Linked DNA regions of Homo sapiens: region 2 is linked to region 1. The links are chromatin loops, found by intact Hi-C in ENCODE. Cell type or tissue: ascending aorta. All regions are shown on one strand. Links, peaks and the distances in the headings refer to the core of each region. The heading gives the core; the rest is flanking DNA. Region 1 overlaps LOC105376360 (a long non-coding RNA gene). Region 2 holds the start of LOC105376353 (mucin-5AC-like).

Region 1 (8,333 bases), core at 134-8,133:
GCAACAGTGGCCGCTGTGACCTGTCGCATGACAACACGGTGAGAAGAAAGTGATGTCATCATCATTCCTGCCTGGACTACCAGGCCTCGTGCATCTGAAGAGCTGACCAGCCTCAAGAGTCCCACAGGCAAAGCGCTCACCGCAGAGTCGCAGCAGCTCCCATGGATTCTTCTTTATGGGTATTGTGACCCATTGTTCACCCACCACCCATTTCTCTAATATCAACAAGACAGAAATGGCACTTGCCCGTTCTGAGCACGGGCTCCTTGGCTTCCCGGAATTTCATTAACCCCTGGCTCCGCTCCGGAGCTTCTAGTTATCGTATTCTAAACAGACACCGGCTTTTTTTCACATCACTGAGGACTCAAAAATGGGAAAGGTGGAGAGAAAAGATCCCATTTCCTCCGGACACACACATCTCTTTTTAGGTTGATAAAGTGAGGTTTAGTTTGGGGCTATTTAATTTTTATTTTTTATAGTCTTAAGAACCTGGTAACAATGCTTAAAATGAAACAGGGCAGCATCAATTAACAGAGAATAAGAAGTGGAGCTCTGTGTCTGCTGCAGAGGTCAGAGCCTCCCAGCCACCGTGCCCAGGTGCTCTGTGCCGTGAGCGGTGCCCGGGTGCTGTGTGCCGTGGGTGCAGTGTGCCGTGAGTAGGTTACAGGCAGTGGAGATGCTGAGCCTCAGCCACTGGGCAGCTGGACGGAGCCTGGGAGCTGAACCTCCTGGGAGGCTGGCTGATGACCTCCTGCTAGAAGCAGCCATACCCCAGTGTCCCATGGGTGGTATAAATATTAATATTTCCTATATCTGCTTTGATGCAAAAAAAAAATCAGAAAGCATGTTTAGAATATACAAGCACGACAGCCTAACTCTAAAAGCTTGCACACTGATAATTATTTAATGGCTGCAGGTAAGCACTCTGAAGCGGGACTTAGCTCTGAGCTGGAGTGCCCGGGAACAGTGCAAATCACTCGGACGAGGCCTTGCAGAACACTTGATGCGTTCAGCTCCATGCAGCCCTTAGAGTGGCCTGTGCTGCTCAGCAGCCTGCACAGGCCCCGAGCAGAGGCCCCAGGGTGGCCTTTGTCTGTAGAAGCCCTGAGCCCTCCAAATGTCCCCATGGGCTGCCCCGTATTTGGTCTCAGGAGAGTTTACTTCTAATTTTGCACTTGGGAGTTGAAATGGGCTAGTTTTCTCATCAACTTTCCTTCTCATCCAACAGCACCTTCTCAGTGGCCTGGGCAGGGGATGCTCTACCAGGTCTCAGGCTCCGTCCCCACGGTTGGCACTGCCCCCCACTCACACTGACCTCAGAGCTTATACCAAGGCAGGGCAGAGCTGAAATCCTACAGAAAATAGGCCTGGGAATACTGTGCTTAATTACTGAAAGACTGTGGCACTTCAGGTGGTCTGTGGGTTGATGGGACCTAGGACACCAAATGTGGGGCCATGGGGGCTCCTGTGCCCTTCCCAAGGCCTTCCACACACCTGCCCATGTGCTGTCCTAGAAGCCTCACCTGATTGTGAACAAACCCCTGCCAGGCCATGTTCCCCTCCATTGCCAGGAGCCTGTTCATCTTATTCCTGCTGCAGAAACCCACCGCTGCCCGGGGGGCCACCCCTTGAGGCCTATTTTGTACCTTTTTTTAATGTGGATGTTCTGATACTGAATTTGGACTACAGAACATGATCAAACATTCACTTCTCTGTAGGAACATACGTTTACTTTTATGTGGATTGAACGTGGATTCCTTCTCCTTGCTGCAAGAGTGCTTTGAAGATACTGGATTAATTACATTGTACCTTACCTTGTAATGAACTGTTTATATCATTTTATTCAAATACACAAGGAAGTTTTTAGGACTTCATCTATTTTTTTTAATTCTTTTAAAATTCTGGGCCTTTAATGTAGCTCCTGCTGTGTAATCACTTGTTAAATTTTTGCAGAATGAAAATAACACATCAGTGAGTCTTGCCCTGTTCTCTCTTGATGAGCCTTCCCTGTTCTCTCCTAACTTCCCTGCACCCAAATCCCTTGTATTTGTAGCCTTCTTGACACAAGCAGGGTCTAGTTCCAAATGCCTTTTGCGTGTTGCTTATAATCCTCATAGCAGCCCTGGCAGTAAGGACCTATTATTGTCCCGATGTTACCAATGAGAAAGTGAATGCAATTAAGTCACTTACTTATGAGTAGCAGAGCTGGGATTTGAATCCAGAGAGTCTGGAACACACATCTCACCACTACAATCCTTACACTTTTCCATATGTAGGGCTTCCCTATTTCCTGATATATCAAAAGCTCTTGGAGACAATGGATAAATGGTAGGGTGAAGACTTGATTCACAGCACATAACGTGGAAGGTTGAAAGTAGATCCTCATAACCATCTGTTTGGATAATACAGAATTTCTTCTTTCTTCAAGACCCTCCAGAGATAGCTGTAAGGATAAATGAAATGACTTCTGTTGAAAACGCAAAACTCCTTTGAACCAAAAACCTTTCCATAAAGAAAATAAAATATAAAACCTGTATAGTCCCCTAACAATGAAGCCATAACAACAAAAAACAAGAGCAGTATTTCGAGTCTGAAATGCCTACCCTTAATCTGCCTGTAGTTGCCGGTGTATAATTTAATGTGCTTTTTGGAGTTACTACCAAGATAATTTCAAATTTACACTTTGAAAGTTCGAAACTGAATTATCTTGGCTTAAAAATAGTCCACTCTTAGTCAAAAAGAGAAGCAGCACATTTGTGTCAGTTATCTATTTAGGGACAAAATAGAGTTCGAAAAAAGAAATTAAGATACTATGAAAAATTCTGCTTTTGTGTAAGTTCAGTACAATATTTTGAACTTTATGTTTTTCTAAGACCAAATTATTTAACTTGAGCCTCAATTTTGGGATTGACGCCTCTTAGGCATTTCCATAATTTAATTCCCTGTGCTGTCTAGGTCCATTATTTTAATTTCTGATCTTATGCCTATTCAAATTACTTTTCTTCACAATATTTTATCTATATTTTAATACCTCATTAAAATTTGACCTCTGCAGGAAGCCCTTTCCTGCATTTCTACTGTATTTGCATGACATCATTTAAAAGAGATCTGGTCCTCCTGACTTCAGCCTTGGAATGTTGTAAAGGAAGCATCGTTCCAAAGCTCTGGTATCCTCCCAGTGCCTGGCACCATGCTGGGCACGAAACGGACCAGATGCTTATTTGGTTTCCATTAACAGCAGACACCTGCCCCTGCCATTGACTGAATTACCTATTTCCACATGCTCCACACTAGGACAGGTGGCCTCCCATCACAGTTCCCATCCTTCACCATTTGACCTCAGGGCGCCTTAAATTCTGTTTCTATACATTCCCTCTATAGCTAATTGAGGCCTTCCTAAACGCCAGCCACCATTTAGCCCTTTACGTATATGGTTGGCTCATAAATACCCCTGAGAGGTAGGATGGTTCCCACCCCATGACAGATGAGGAAACTGAGGCACAGGTGAGGCTGCCAGTTTCCCCAACCACTCAGCTGGGGTGTGGCAGGGCAGATGACAGAACCAGGGACCACAAACCCTAAAGGGCGGCAGCGGCAGCAGCAGCAGCAGCAGCCTCTGCACGGGCACGGGTGGCGTTGGTTTTGTGTGTCTGCTGTTTGTTAGGGGTCCAGCCTGTCTGTTGCTGCTGTCTGTGTGTCTGTGTGTCTCATGCGATGCATCATTCATTGCATGGGGACCCTGTTTTGAGGCCTATCCGAAGTTTCATCCTGTTCCTAAGCTGCTCTAACCCGACTTCAGAGCTGTCTGCATCTCAATCCCATGATCTCACTCCAGAGGCAAAAACAAACCCTGTGAAGTGGGCAGACATTGCCCGTAACTGCAAAGTGTAACAATGTTGTTGTCATCATTATCCAATAACGCCAGAGCAAAGACATTGTTTTTCACTTTTATTATTATACATCAAAGATATGGTATTTTCCATGTATGTTCATTTAGTCCTTAAGTAAATATTTGTCGATTACATCATTGGATCTTCACAGAAGTGGCTCCTGACTAAACAACACTGTATTGTAAGAGAAATGGCATCATTTTTTAGCATATTTTCTCTTTAGAAAAGAAGACAGAGATTTGAATTTGGGCGACACACATAATAAAATGGATGTTTTCTTTTTAACAACCAAATCATACTCGAATTACAAAACCCTCCAGGCATTATCAGTTAATGCAAACACAGGAGGAAGATTTCTGCTCTCCGATTACATAAAACGTCTCCCCATTCCCAAGATCCTGGAGCCTCTCTCCCAGCGTCAGCTGTGGACCGCGGGTTTTGCAGAACGGGAATTCAGGCACTGTGATCTCAGCCAGTGAGGAGGTCAGATCAGGGCCCCAGGTTTGCCTGGTGGACCTTCCGAGTGGAAAGCAGCCAATGATTTGTTACCATGCAGGACAGCCGCCTCCGGGAACCCGTGTGTGGCCCGGGTGCCACGCAGCCTCGCGACCCCTGCCTCTCTTCACTGGCTTGTTCTCTGCCTCAGTCAGAGCCAATGACTTAGTGGCATCACAATTTTCTCAAACTTGCCAGAACTTTCTGGAATGTACTTAAAGAAAGCCATGACTCTGCCTCTTGTTAGCTGACATTCATTAGAGGCTTTGTGTCAGAGCTGGAAGCCATGAGTCACACTTGCTGATACAAGGGGAGATCTCAGCAGGAGGAACGGGCCTCGTGGTGCCCGTGCGCTTCCTGGAATTGTGCTGTAAGTGAAATGAGATGCTGGTGCCTGGGAGACCAGAGCTCAGCCCACATGGACTCCTCTGACACTTCGTCTACACTTAGAAACCTCCAAGCAGGCACAGGCCAGGCGCAGGTCACTTTCTTCAGCCCCATCTCCCCAGGCAGCCCCAGAGGCGGCGGCAGTGGGCTCCCAACTTCATGAATCCGCTGGAGCACGGAGATGTGGCGTGAAAACATGTCACACTCCTGGAGACGTGCATGAAGCCTCCTGGTGGCCTCAGAGTGTCTGGGGCCACCGGTCCTTTGAGATTTTAAGGAAAACAGTGTGTTTTCTGCTGTCTCCCCCTGACACAGCACTCTGAAAATCAAGCCGGAGCACCTGCAGAACCTCAGCACTGTCCAGAGCATCGTTGTGAGGGTCGGTTGCTGACCCAGGGCACGTCAGCCCCTGGAGGCCGAGTTACACTAACCTAGCCTCTGTTCCCTACATTCCTTGGTGTGGACTCTGGAATGGACCATGGAGAGAGAGGACATGAGAGCTGGAACTTTAATGCCCATTCCTTCGGCTCTGGATGTGGGAAATACAGGTCATGCCGAGATAACACACTTTTCACCACAGGGGCGTTCACAGGAAGGCCACACGCTTCATGTCAAGGGTTAGACCAGAGGCTCAGGGCTGTGTATTCACAGTAACGGCCAAGGAGGAAGGGATGGAGTTGATGCAACTGGAAACCCCCTTAGCAGTTGACATTAGACCCTGTCTTGCAGAGGTGCTGAGGGACGAGCTGCCTTTGAAGCCTGGCGCACGCATCTCCCAAGGCTGCGGCAACCAAGCACTGTGGATCAGGCGGCCTCAACAGTGGGAATGCAGGTTCTCACACTCCCTGGGGCTGGATGTCCTGAACAAGGTGTTGGTTCCTCTTGAGGTCTCTCTTCTTGTCTGGTAGACGCCATCTTCTCCCAGCGTCCTCACACCATCGCCCTCTGTGTCCCAATCTCCTCTTCTTACAAAGACACCGTCAGATTGGACGAGACCGCATGCTAATGACCCTGTTTTAACTCAGTTAACTCTGGAAAGACCTCATCACCACAGTTCTCACCTTCCCAGGAGGTTCAGACTTCAACACCTGAAAACTAAGGACACAACTTACTCCTTAACAGTGTGTGTGTGCCTGCATGTTCTTAAATCTTCAAAAAACTATGCAGTTGAAGAATTTGGGAAAATGCTTCTAGGCCATACATGGTCCTGTACTGTCATTTAAACAGTCCCCCCACTCTCCCCCACACACACAGGGCCCTCGTCTCTGAGGGTCTTCTCCACAGACACCTCCCACATCCACAAAATGAGATGCCCAAGCTAGAGGGTCCCCTGGCACCCTTTAGAGAAGGACAGAAATAAGACGGAGGAAGAGGAGGGCTGTGGATAGGCCTGAGTCACTTCATCACAGATACCTCTTTAGAAAACCCTATGGATTGACTTCTTGGTGTAAATGATAAATGGCCTTTGAGAAAAGTTGGAAAATATGGATAAAATATAATAGAGGAAACAAAAATACATGTGTTAGGTAAACTTAGCCGTAACAACTGTTCAGTTATCTGGGGGTGGGAAGTACCCCCAGCCCTTGTTGCTGTGGGAATGTGAGTAGCTGTTCCCTGTGCTTGAAAAGTCAATATGCAATTATATCTACATGGGGGTGAACAGGCTGCCCACACAGTGTTAGAGCTTGCCTTTTTTTCACCTAGCCTTCCACATAATTGAAAATAATTCAGAACTTTAATTTTTAGTGACTACATAATATTTTATCTTAACAATATGCCAAAACTATTTAATCATTCTCTTGGTGTTGACTATTTCTGATATTAACAGTTCCGTGTGGCTAGAACAAACATTATTGCCCATAAATCTTCATAGGTAGTCATATTATTTATTAGGATATATTCCTAGAAATGGAGTTACCCGATGAAGGGGCATGGATAATTTCAGATCTATTGTTACAAATCAGAACATCACTTTTTGGAAATTCTTAGACTTTACCAGGAGTGAATGAGATTGTTCATCTACCAAAAATTCTAGCAGCAATGGGGAGTTTTATTAAACACACAAACAAAAACCACACACACACACACACACACACACACACACACACACAGAAAGAAAGAAAAAAGGGTTGCACCCTTTATTAGGCAAAAAGAAAAAAAAATGATATCTCAATGTTGTAAGAATTTGAGTTTCTTTTCCTTACTGGTGAGGTTGAGGAATTTTTTATTCATTTCTCATTTTCTGTGTTTAAGCACTGGGCTGTCTTTCCGTTGGAAGCGGTTTGCCAATAATCTTTGTGGCACGTAGTTTCCCAGTTTCTTATATATAATACCTTTTAGTTATTTGACAGTAACAGTTTTTTGACTTAGGCTTTTTACTTTATCCCAATGTATGAAATTTCAGGATGCACAAGGCTTTCTCTTGGCTACTCCTGGGGTCGAGCTCAGTGGCTGTTGATTGCAGGAGAGGCCAGGACCAGCACTAAGGAAAGTTGCAACCAGGAGAAGGCCAGTGCTTTGGTGATAATGTTGCTGATCCTGAATAGTAACCAAATGTCTGTGTTTTGTTTCATGATTTTTTCCATTAATTATCTGCTTAGAAAGTCTTTTCTTCTTCCTCACATCCATTAAATGTTCCACTTTCCAAAAAAATTGTTATGTTTAATGTTTTAGCTGTCTATATTTTCTATTCAATTCTTCTTCAGTTTATTTTTGTATATGGTATGAATTAAGGATGTTAATTTATTCCCCCCAACCGAATCTACAAACTTTTCAACATCATTTATGAATTAATTGTCCTTTTATTATTACTCACTAAGTTTTTCTCTATTAGCATTTGTTTCTGGGAAAATGAACCTTTTCCGATGATTAAGCTCTTTATTCTTCTGCCAATATTGCAGAATGGTAATTCCTGTAGATCTAGTAGGGCTACCTCTCCCTCATTACTCACTCGTATTTTTTCTTTTTAAAACATTTTTCCTTGGAAACTTGTGTTTCCCCATGAGTCATTCAATCATTTATAAGACTGTAGCCCTGCCATCTGACCATGGATGAGAAGAATTCAGACCCGATGCCAGTGAGGAGGAGCTGGTGAAAAAGGAAGATAATTCTGGGAAGAGGCTGCAGCCCTGGGCTGCGAGGTGGACCTGGGCTGAAGCCACATGTGGAAGGAGCTTGCTGGAGCTGCTGGTCAGTGCAGCAGCATGGGGAACTGGGCCCACAGCGTGGTGCTTCATGAACCTTGCATGCTTCCTGGCCACTCTCGCAGAATAGTCAGACTCTGTGAAACCGTCAGGCTCCTTAAACTCTGTTGAATCCTCTGGTTGCCTCACTGATATGGTTTGGCTGTGTGCCCACCCAAATCTCATCTCAAATTGTTAACTCCCACAGTTCCCACCTGTCATGGGAGGAACCTGGTGGGAGGGGGTTGAATTAGGGGGTGGGTCTTTCCTGTGCTGTTCTCGTGATAATGAATGAGTCTCATGAGATCTGATGGTTTTAACAAGGGGAGTTTCCCTGCACGAGCTCTCTTCTCTTCACTTGTCTGCTGCCATGGGAGAC
Region 2 (8,333 bases), core at 322-8,321, 290 kb before region 1:
CATCCCCCTTTGGCGAATGAGGGGATCCCAGCCCAAGAAGGAGGGATTCCCAGGAGATCACACAGCTCCTCACCACCCCGCTCTCCTATTTCCTAAGTGTGGTGTGCTGAGGAGTCCACAAAGCTGCCTTGGGGATTTAACAAAAGCCTCTTCAAATAACACACAGGACAGGGCTCCCGGGTTAATCATCTTTCTTTGTCTAAGAAAGAAAGATCTTCCTAGGTTTTATATTCACACATATTTGTTGTGACTTCCTTTTGTGTCCATCAATCAAAGCTGTTCCCTCTCTTGGTTTTGGGTATGTCATTACCTGCAGGGCACTCGGTGGAGGTGAGGTGGTCATTGGCTTCTGTCCTGTTCTTCAGTGGTTTTTACTTAGCGATTACCGGCAATTTCACCATTACTGCAGGGCACAAATTTGTTTATTTTAGCACATTTTCTTCATAGCCTTAATCTGCTGTCAAGTCAATAATGTGCTCCCCAACTTCCATGATAAAATCTTCCCCCAAAAGAATCCCGATGGAGTGCTGGTCTCTAAGGACGTAGAGACACCAGAATGTTTTCTAAACCTTTTTGTCTTGTGTGCTGATGCTCAGAACATGGTCATTCGCAATCACTGAGCTTTGCAAAGCTTTTGCACGAGCTGACCTAATTCTTATCCCTGCTCCTTTGAAGAAGACGGACTTTTAGCTTTGGTAGTGTTGGGTGCTACAGAGCCAGCCTCAGATGTACCAGGTGTTATAGAGCCAGCCTCGGATATACCAGGTGTTCCCATGTTCAACTGGAATGGGTGCTGAAAACCTGTTTATAAACGTGTTCCCCTCCTTGTTTCAGGGGACAGGTGTTCCCATGGGTTGACTGGCTCCTTCAAACCCCAACATTCAGTCTTTAAAGGCACTGTCTATGCCTAAATGCCTTACTCACTAGTAGCAGCCCACTGGGTGATGGGGCTATGCTCCTCCCTCCTCCCGTGGGCATTGGGACTGGGATTCTTAGATTGGAGCAGGGAATTTCTCATCAGTCACTGTGTAATGTGAAAACCAAGGGAAAGCCCAGCGCCTCCCAAACCCTGGAGCCCCAAGTCATGTGAGGAAGCTGAGATCTAATCAGAAGGCACTGGCGAGATTGTGTTAGACAGATGGGGTCACCCAACGTACAGGGTGGCCAAGGCAATGATCAAGGCCAAGGAGAAGGGAGGGACTAAATACCGCAGCACCAGGATTGCTGGGAGCCGGGTGTCCTTCGCCTGCCTGGAGTTGATGCTTGAATGGGGGAAGCTGGGGCCTGGCCCCAGGGATGGCGAGTGTGAGAGGGTCAGCCCCAACATGAGAACCGCGGAGCCTCAAGAGAGGAACTTGGGACATCAGCAAGCCCCGTGCAGCGTGGGTGAGCAGCTTTCTGATTTGCTGGGGCCCTTCTTGTTGCCATGAACAGGAGTCCAGGAGTGACTGCATATGGTGTCCCAAGGAGCCTGGTAAATAAATGTGCGCTGGCTTCCTGGGAGTGAGTTATGAGGAAACGCTAAGGGCAAGAGGAGAAGATGGCTGGACATCCACAGCCCCTTGGTCCCGGGCTCTGACAGCTCCTCAGCATAATGAGTGGAAATGAAGGGCCTGGCCAAGCGAATTGGCCGATTGGCTTTCTTCTATTCTCATTGCTAAATTAATATTGCCGTTAATGTTTGCCAATATTTCAACCTCGGTGGACTGGCATCTAACAGTCTTGAGCTTGCAGAGGCCATTTCTGTGCTGGAGTTTTGGTTTTCGAGGTGCATTCATTCATAAAAGCTGATGTTCCCCAGAAAGTAAGCACTGAGAGCTACTATTTCCTTGAGCATTCATTTTATTTAGGTTCTAGAAATTTACGTGATATCGGATGAAGAGATTCAAATAGTTTGTGAAGGAGTTAGGAATATACAACCCCTTCCTTTTGAAGACATTTATAAACCTATTGAACATATCCTGGAAGCTGGTCTGTGGACAGCCCAGTGCTATACACTGGGGGAGTGAGAGACAGCAAAGCCGTCTCCCTCCTCTGCTGGAGGTTTTACCCTCAGAGGAGAGGCTCACATATTAAAGCCCTAAGACAAGAGAAATTAGGAGTGGCAATGTAATACTGTAAAGTACAATCAGAGCATGATGGAAATAGATAATAGCTTCGTTATTTTTAATGAATGCATTGACTTAAGAATATACAAAGTTTCCTGTGTGACCAGCTGAGTCTCCATGCACAGAGAACAAACCCTAAACAACACCAGTACTTCGTGAGCAGTTGCAGGGATATTCTTTAATGCTCCTCTAACTCACTTAATCTTGATTTGACCTTTCAAATGTAAAAGAGAGTTTTATTGTTCATCTGGATGTCTAGTAAATTCAATAAATAAAGTTCAGAAGACCGATGCCTAGATGAGAAATAGAAGCTGATGACCTTTTTGTTTTGGCCTCAGCCATGGTGACCACACAGGACCGGGGGGTGCTTCTGGCTTTGGCCATCCCAAAGCCTTTGGGTCTGGATGAGCCCCAGGTAACCGAATGATGGACAATCGCTTTTATAAAGTGACAGTTTACTTCTGAGATCGCTGTTATTAAAATGAACACTGGATAGGGCTCTCACGAAAGCTAAAAGCCTTTGTTTGTTCTGGTCTCAGTTCTCAGGGACCTAAACATGACACTGTTCATGTCAACCTCCATGTACTTTGCCCAGTCATAGAAGATGCAAAACATAGCAAATTGTTTTTCTTTTGACTCTTGATCAAAAGGGGGAGCACAGCAGTCAAGAGTTTAGAAAAGTACTCTCATGTTCACACCTGTGTCCTACAGAGTTCTGCGATTTGGCAGGCAGGCTGTGTGAGTGGGCCCCTCTCCTCACTGAAAGACATTCTTGGTCCTCAAAGGTGAGGTCCATGGCTCCAGCCCTGCCTCGCCTCCCCTGGCCTCTATGTCGACTTTCCATTACGGATGGAGAACCGCTTCTGGAGTCAGAGTCTTCGCAGGCAGTAAGGCTCGTGAGAGCCTCAGTGCAAGACGAACCATCTCCATGCGCTGATGTGGTTTTTCTGAAGTAAAATAAGGACTAATTTCCAAACTTCATGCAAACAAGGCAAAGATTTGTCGATGACGGTGGCAGTGAAACTGCGGGATTGTCAACATCAGATAGGGTGGACATGGGGGCCGGGAAAAGCCACGCAGACACTAGCTGTCTCAGGACCCATGTTGTCTGGATTTTAAAGGCCTATTTTTCAGCCTTGCTTGGTTTGAAACAGTTCATTTCTACCTTGAGCCTTTCCAGGGAGTCTAGCGACCAACTGACAACCTCAATAAAGATCCATTCCTGGGTCAGTAGCAATTCAATGATGGGTTGAGCTTCTGAAGTTACCAAAGCTTTCATTTCCTGTCCCTTCCCCACATGAACTAAGTATTCCTGGTCCAGTCAAGATTACACCAGACCGTCATGTCAGGGGCCCAGGACCTTCTTGCTGGTTAATAGGCTACAGTAGCTGCAGCGTCATTCTCTTAGCAGGGTTTTTCAAATTTTGGATTAGGACCCATTTGGCTCATGAAATTAATGTACTGAGCCTCTACAAGCAAGCACTGAGGAAGAAGAAAAGAAGGAAGGAACTGGAAAAAAAAATATTTCAATGCAATGCACATAATGATGCATGGTCTCCTAAACTTTTCCGTGTGTGTGTACGGGCTCGATCATGGTGTAAAAATCTATTAAAAGGCTATCATAGCCACTACTGTACTGCAATATATTCCAAGCAACATAGACAGAGGCTCCCACATCTGGATTTTTTTTTCCTGTAAAAATAAGAAGAGGCCGGGTGTGGTGGCTCACACCTGTAATCACAGTACTTTGGGAGGCTGAGGTGGGTGGATCGCCTGAGCTCAGTAGTTCCAGACCACCCAGGGTAACATGATGAAATCCCGTCTCTACTAAAAATACAAAACAATGAACTGGGTGTGGTGGCATGCACCTGTAGTCTCAGCTACTTGGGAGGCTGAGGCAGGAAAGTCGCTTGAGCCCCAGAGGTGAAAGTTGCAGTGAGCCAAGATCGCACCACTGCACTGCAGCTTGGGCTACAGAGTGAGACTCCAACTGGAAAAAAAAAAAAAAAAGAAGAAGAAGAAGAAATTGAGTCACAGATTTTGTAAAAAAAAAAAATTAAAAATATTTATTAAGATTTATATTTATTTGAATCACCTTTTAAAATGTCAAGTGGGAAAATGAGATTTTTTTCCATCAAATACATTCCTTCCTTCCTCCCATTCCTCCCTCTCTCCCTCCCATTCTTTCTTCCTTCCTTTTCTGTATTTTAAAAAATATTTTTAATATAAGTAGTGTTTTTAGTAGTAAAACAGAGCCAACATTTGTATCCGTCCAGTAAGCATTTTCCTAGCAGGAAACATACAGGCCTGTGCTGTTTCCATTCTTAAAAAGATGGAATGAATAATACAGAGGCTAGAAGGAAGTCAGGCACGGGAGAAAGTGAATATTAGATTCAATTTCCTCTATTAGGTTTCATGCCTCTGAGCTGCTGCGTTGGTGAATGAAGACCTCTAAGCTTTTTACTGCTTTCCCTTTATGAGGTTAAATTGTATTTTTTCAGTATTTCACCCCAATCATGTGCTGTAAATCTATTCTTACTTTAAGAAAGAACTCATTCCACAATATATTTGCTTGACACAAGCCTGGGATTAGGGCAGTTTGCAAAGATTTGTTCTCCCTGATTTTTTTTTTTTTCCCTGTGAGTAAGTAACAATCTGGAGAGTAGTTAATGGAGTCGGTGACTCAGCTCACTTTGCTGTGGTTTCTGCTCTGTCATCAGCATGGATGTCTGGTCATTTTCGTAGAAACCAAGGAGAGTCCTGGAAGAAATGATGAGGTAGGTGTGGTCCTCCATCTCCGAGATGCTCCAGCCCAAATTTCAGTTTAAGATTATTGTGCTTTCACAGTTGCTCAGATAAAACAGTTTTCACTTCCCACAGACTCAGTGTTTAAAAATTAAGCTTCAGCAAGAGGAATGTTTTCTTACACAATTCTCTAATTCAACTTGTTTTCTCTCTCTGTATAGAAAAACCCTGGAGCAAAATACTTTACCAAAAAAGGACAAAATAAGGCTTGTGACTGCAATTTAAAAATTGTTAAAGGACACCGTTTCATAGGGAATAAATGAGAAGTGGGTAATGACTGTTTATTTGAATGATTCAATGCAAATTCCCTGGAACAGTAAATCTGGCCCAGTTTGTTTAAAGTAGAACATGTTTGACCTGAAACTTCTCGGAAATACAAATATTTTGTAAGGTGAGATCTGATTTAATAGATTTCTCTTTCATTACTTTTATTCATATAAAAACCAGAGAGTATTGTGACATTCAAAAATCAAGTAATTTGATATTAAAACCACAGCAATATAAATGACAAAAACAAGCCGTTCTGAGAGGCAAAGCAGCACTTGGTTTCCTAAGCCTGTAAAACTACTTGCGTTCGCTGGCTAGATTGAATTTTCTAAAACTACACAGTGATGTTTAGTTACTAGTTAAATGGTTTTTATAGAAATCTAGTTAGAAAGTGCAATTGAGTTGTGTCTCTTCATTGCTATTTTCAGTTAAGAGCTTCTTCCAAGGGCCAGTCTGCACCAGGTGTAAGTATTGGAGCTAGTAGGGTGATCGATAGCAATTGAATGATTAGTTGAGCCTCTGAAGTTACTCAAGCAACTATTTTAACGTTACAGATTTAAGAACATTTCTTGCTGCAAACGTTTGATCACAGGAGTCCATAGCTGAATAGGTGTGAGGCTAGGAGTCTTTTGGATATAGTAACCTTACTGTCAAACATGTTTTGCTATATATATAGTTACACATGGAACATAGCCATGTATAAAATGAATATTTGGTCCTCACAGTGAAGAGGAAAGTGCAGTCATGCTTTGTGACTTAGACACCTTATTGTCATCATCATCATTTTTGCAAAGGGCTTTTATCCCACCTTTGGCTGGAGCCTGGTGTGCCCCCCAGGGTGATGGGCTTGTCCACAAATCTCTGGTCTTACTCATTTTCCTCTCGTGGCTAAAGGCTCAAACATCACACACGGAGGCAACAGACACAAGGAAGACAGTATCGACCAGCATTTGTGAACATATGTGTCTAAGAAATAATAATCACAGAGCTTCGTGTTAAGTCCATACTTTCCGCAGAGCTGCAAAATTTACTAAGTGTTTTTGCCTTATTTGATTCTCACAAAAATCCTATGAGAAGAGCAGGCAGACACCCCCGTTTATAAATGAGGAAATGAGCTGGACACAGTGGCTCACTCCTGTGATCCCAGCACTTTGGGAGGCCGAGGCAGGTGGATCACCTGAGGTCAGGAGTTTGAGACCAGCCTGGCCAACATGGCAAAACCCTATCTCTACTAAAAATACAAAAGTTAGCTGGACGTGGTGGCACGTGCCTGTAGTTCCAGCTACTTGGGAGGCTGAGGCAGGAGAATCAGTTGAACCCAGGAGGCGGAGATTGCAGTGAGCCGAGATTGTGCTACTGCACTCCAGCCTGGGTGACGAGAGCGAAAACTCCGTCTCAAAAAACAAATAATAATAATAATAATAAATGAGGAAACAGTTGCTCAGCACTGTTGGGGCATGGCCAAGAGCACACAGAGATGGAGCTGGGCTTGTTTGGAGGTTTCTGGTGATAAGTCCCAGCTCTTGTACCACCCCATCCCTACAGGACTCCCAGGTTTTCTGAACGGTATAAATGATCTCACAGTCAGGAAGCAGGACACCATAGCTCACCTGAGCAACCGGAGGGCAGGCAAGCAGTTAGCCAGTTTGCTGTCACTCTCTTAGCCCTCTGGTTCTGGCCTTTGTGAGTGAATGTGAATAGGAAGAACATGAAAGGAAAATAATCCTAATATCCCATAGTAGTTCCCCATCCAAGCACCCTTTCTCTTCAAACCTCCTAAAGCTTCGACAACCACCTGGTGCTCATGATCTCCTCTCTCATCTCCTCAGAAGACACGGTTCTTGGGTCTTCTCTCTCTTATTCTTCAGAATGAGTCTTCCCTCCAGAAACTCCTCTGAGATTTGGCTGTGGTCTCCCACGCCCTGTCAGGCAGCGACTGCAGGCTTCTGTGGTTCTCGTTTCCAAACCTCAAACCATGAGAGACATGGAGGCTCTTCGAAATGATGGTGACACTGCTCTCCTGGGGAGGGCTGGACATGGATCGTCCTTTCCCAGCTCCGCTTAATCTGAAGCAGGAGGATCTGGCTGAGAGCTGGGATGAACTTCAATCTGGTTCTGCCGGATACAAAATCGACTGAGAAATGATGCCACCAACCAAAATGGTTTCTGAAGTTTGGGAATGTAAACATTTTTTTCCTTCTTTTAGAGATTTTCAGATAATGGAGTCTGGTCCCTCTGTCCATGGGCCATCAGCACCTGCAGTTCACACCACACTTTCCAGGGAAGAAGGCATCTACAGCACACCACCCACTGCAGGAACAGTGCAGATTCCCACATCTACAGCACAGCACCCACTGCAGGAACAGCACAGTTTCCCACATCTACAGTGCAGCACCCACTGCAGGAAGAGCGCAGATTCCCACATCTACAGTGCAGCACCCACTGCAGGAACAGCGCAGATTCCCACATCTACAGCTCAGCACCCACTGCAGGAAGAGCGCAGATTCCCACATCTACAGAACAGCACACACTGCAGGAACAGTGCAGATTCCCACATCTACAGCTCAGCACCCACTGCAGGAACAGCGCAGATTCCCTCATCTACAGCACGGCACCCACTGCAGGAACAGCACAGATTCCCACATCTACAGTACGGCACCCACTGCAGGAACAGCGCAGATTCCCACATCTACAGCACAGCACCCACTGCAGGAACAGCACAGATTCCCACATCTACAGTACGGCACCCACTGCAGGAACAGTGCAGATTCCCACATCTACAGTACGGCACCCACTGCAGGAACAGCGCAGATTCCCTCATCTACAGCACAGCACCCACTGAGGGACAGTGCAGATTCCCACATCTACAGCACAGCACCCACTGCAGGAACAGCACAGATTCCCACATCTACAGTACGGCACCCACTGCAGGAACAGTACAGATTCCCACATCTACAGTACGGCACCCACTGCAGGAACAGCGCAGATTCCCTCATCTACAGCACAGCACCCACTGAGGGACAGTGCAGATTCCCACATCTACAGCACAGCACCCACTGCAGGAACAGCACAGATTCCCACATCTACAGTACGGCACCCACTGCAGGAACAGTGCAGATTCCCACATCTACAGTACGGCACCCACTGCAGGAA

The links. Peaks named below come from ENCODE experiments on the same cell type or tissue, not always from the same donor. Only the 100,000 strongest peaks of a DNase experiment are listed, where the experiment ranks them.
Region 2: it touches region 1 in a loop (2.6-fold over the local background); 4 of 110 quality-filtered maps call a loop at or near these places.

Annotation. Positions count from the first base shown.
Region 1 is chr10:3,534,589-3,542,921 of GRCh38, forward strand. All of the region lies in intron 1 of LOC105376360 (a long non-coding RNA gene), which reads left to right. Among named protein-coding and RNA genes, the nearest start is that of LINC02669, 36 kb to the left of the region's middle. In ascending aorta, for the core only: no CTCF peak of the experiment used is centred there; DNase peaks (open chromatin) are centred at 4,703 and 7,923; H3K4me3 peaks cover 768 bases; H3K27ac peaks cover 2,882 bases.
Region 2 is chr10:3,244,257-3,252,589 of GRCh38, forward strand. All of the region lies in intron 2 of LINC02668 (long intergenic non-protein coding RNA 2668), which reads right to left. It overlaps LOC105376353 (mucin-5AC-like), which reads left to right and starts at 4,758. Exons shown (of 3, transcript NR_164119.1): 1 at 4,758-4,885; 2 at 5,075-5,304; 3 at 7,387-8,333. RefSeq lists an enhancer at 4,484-5,683. In ascending aorta, for the core only: no CTCF peak of the experiment used is centred there; a DNase peak (open chromatin) is centred at 4,825; H3K4me3 peaks cover 985 bases; H3K27ac peaks cover 2,001 bases.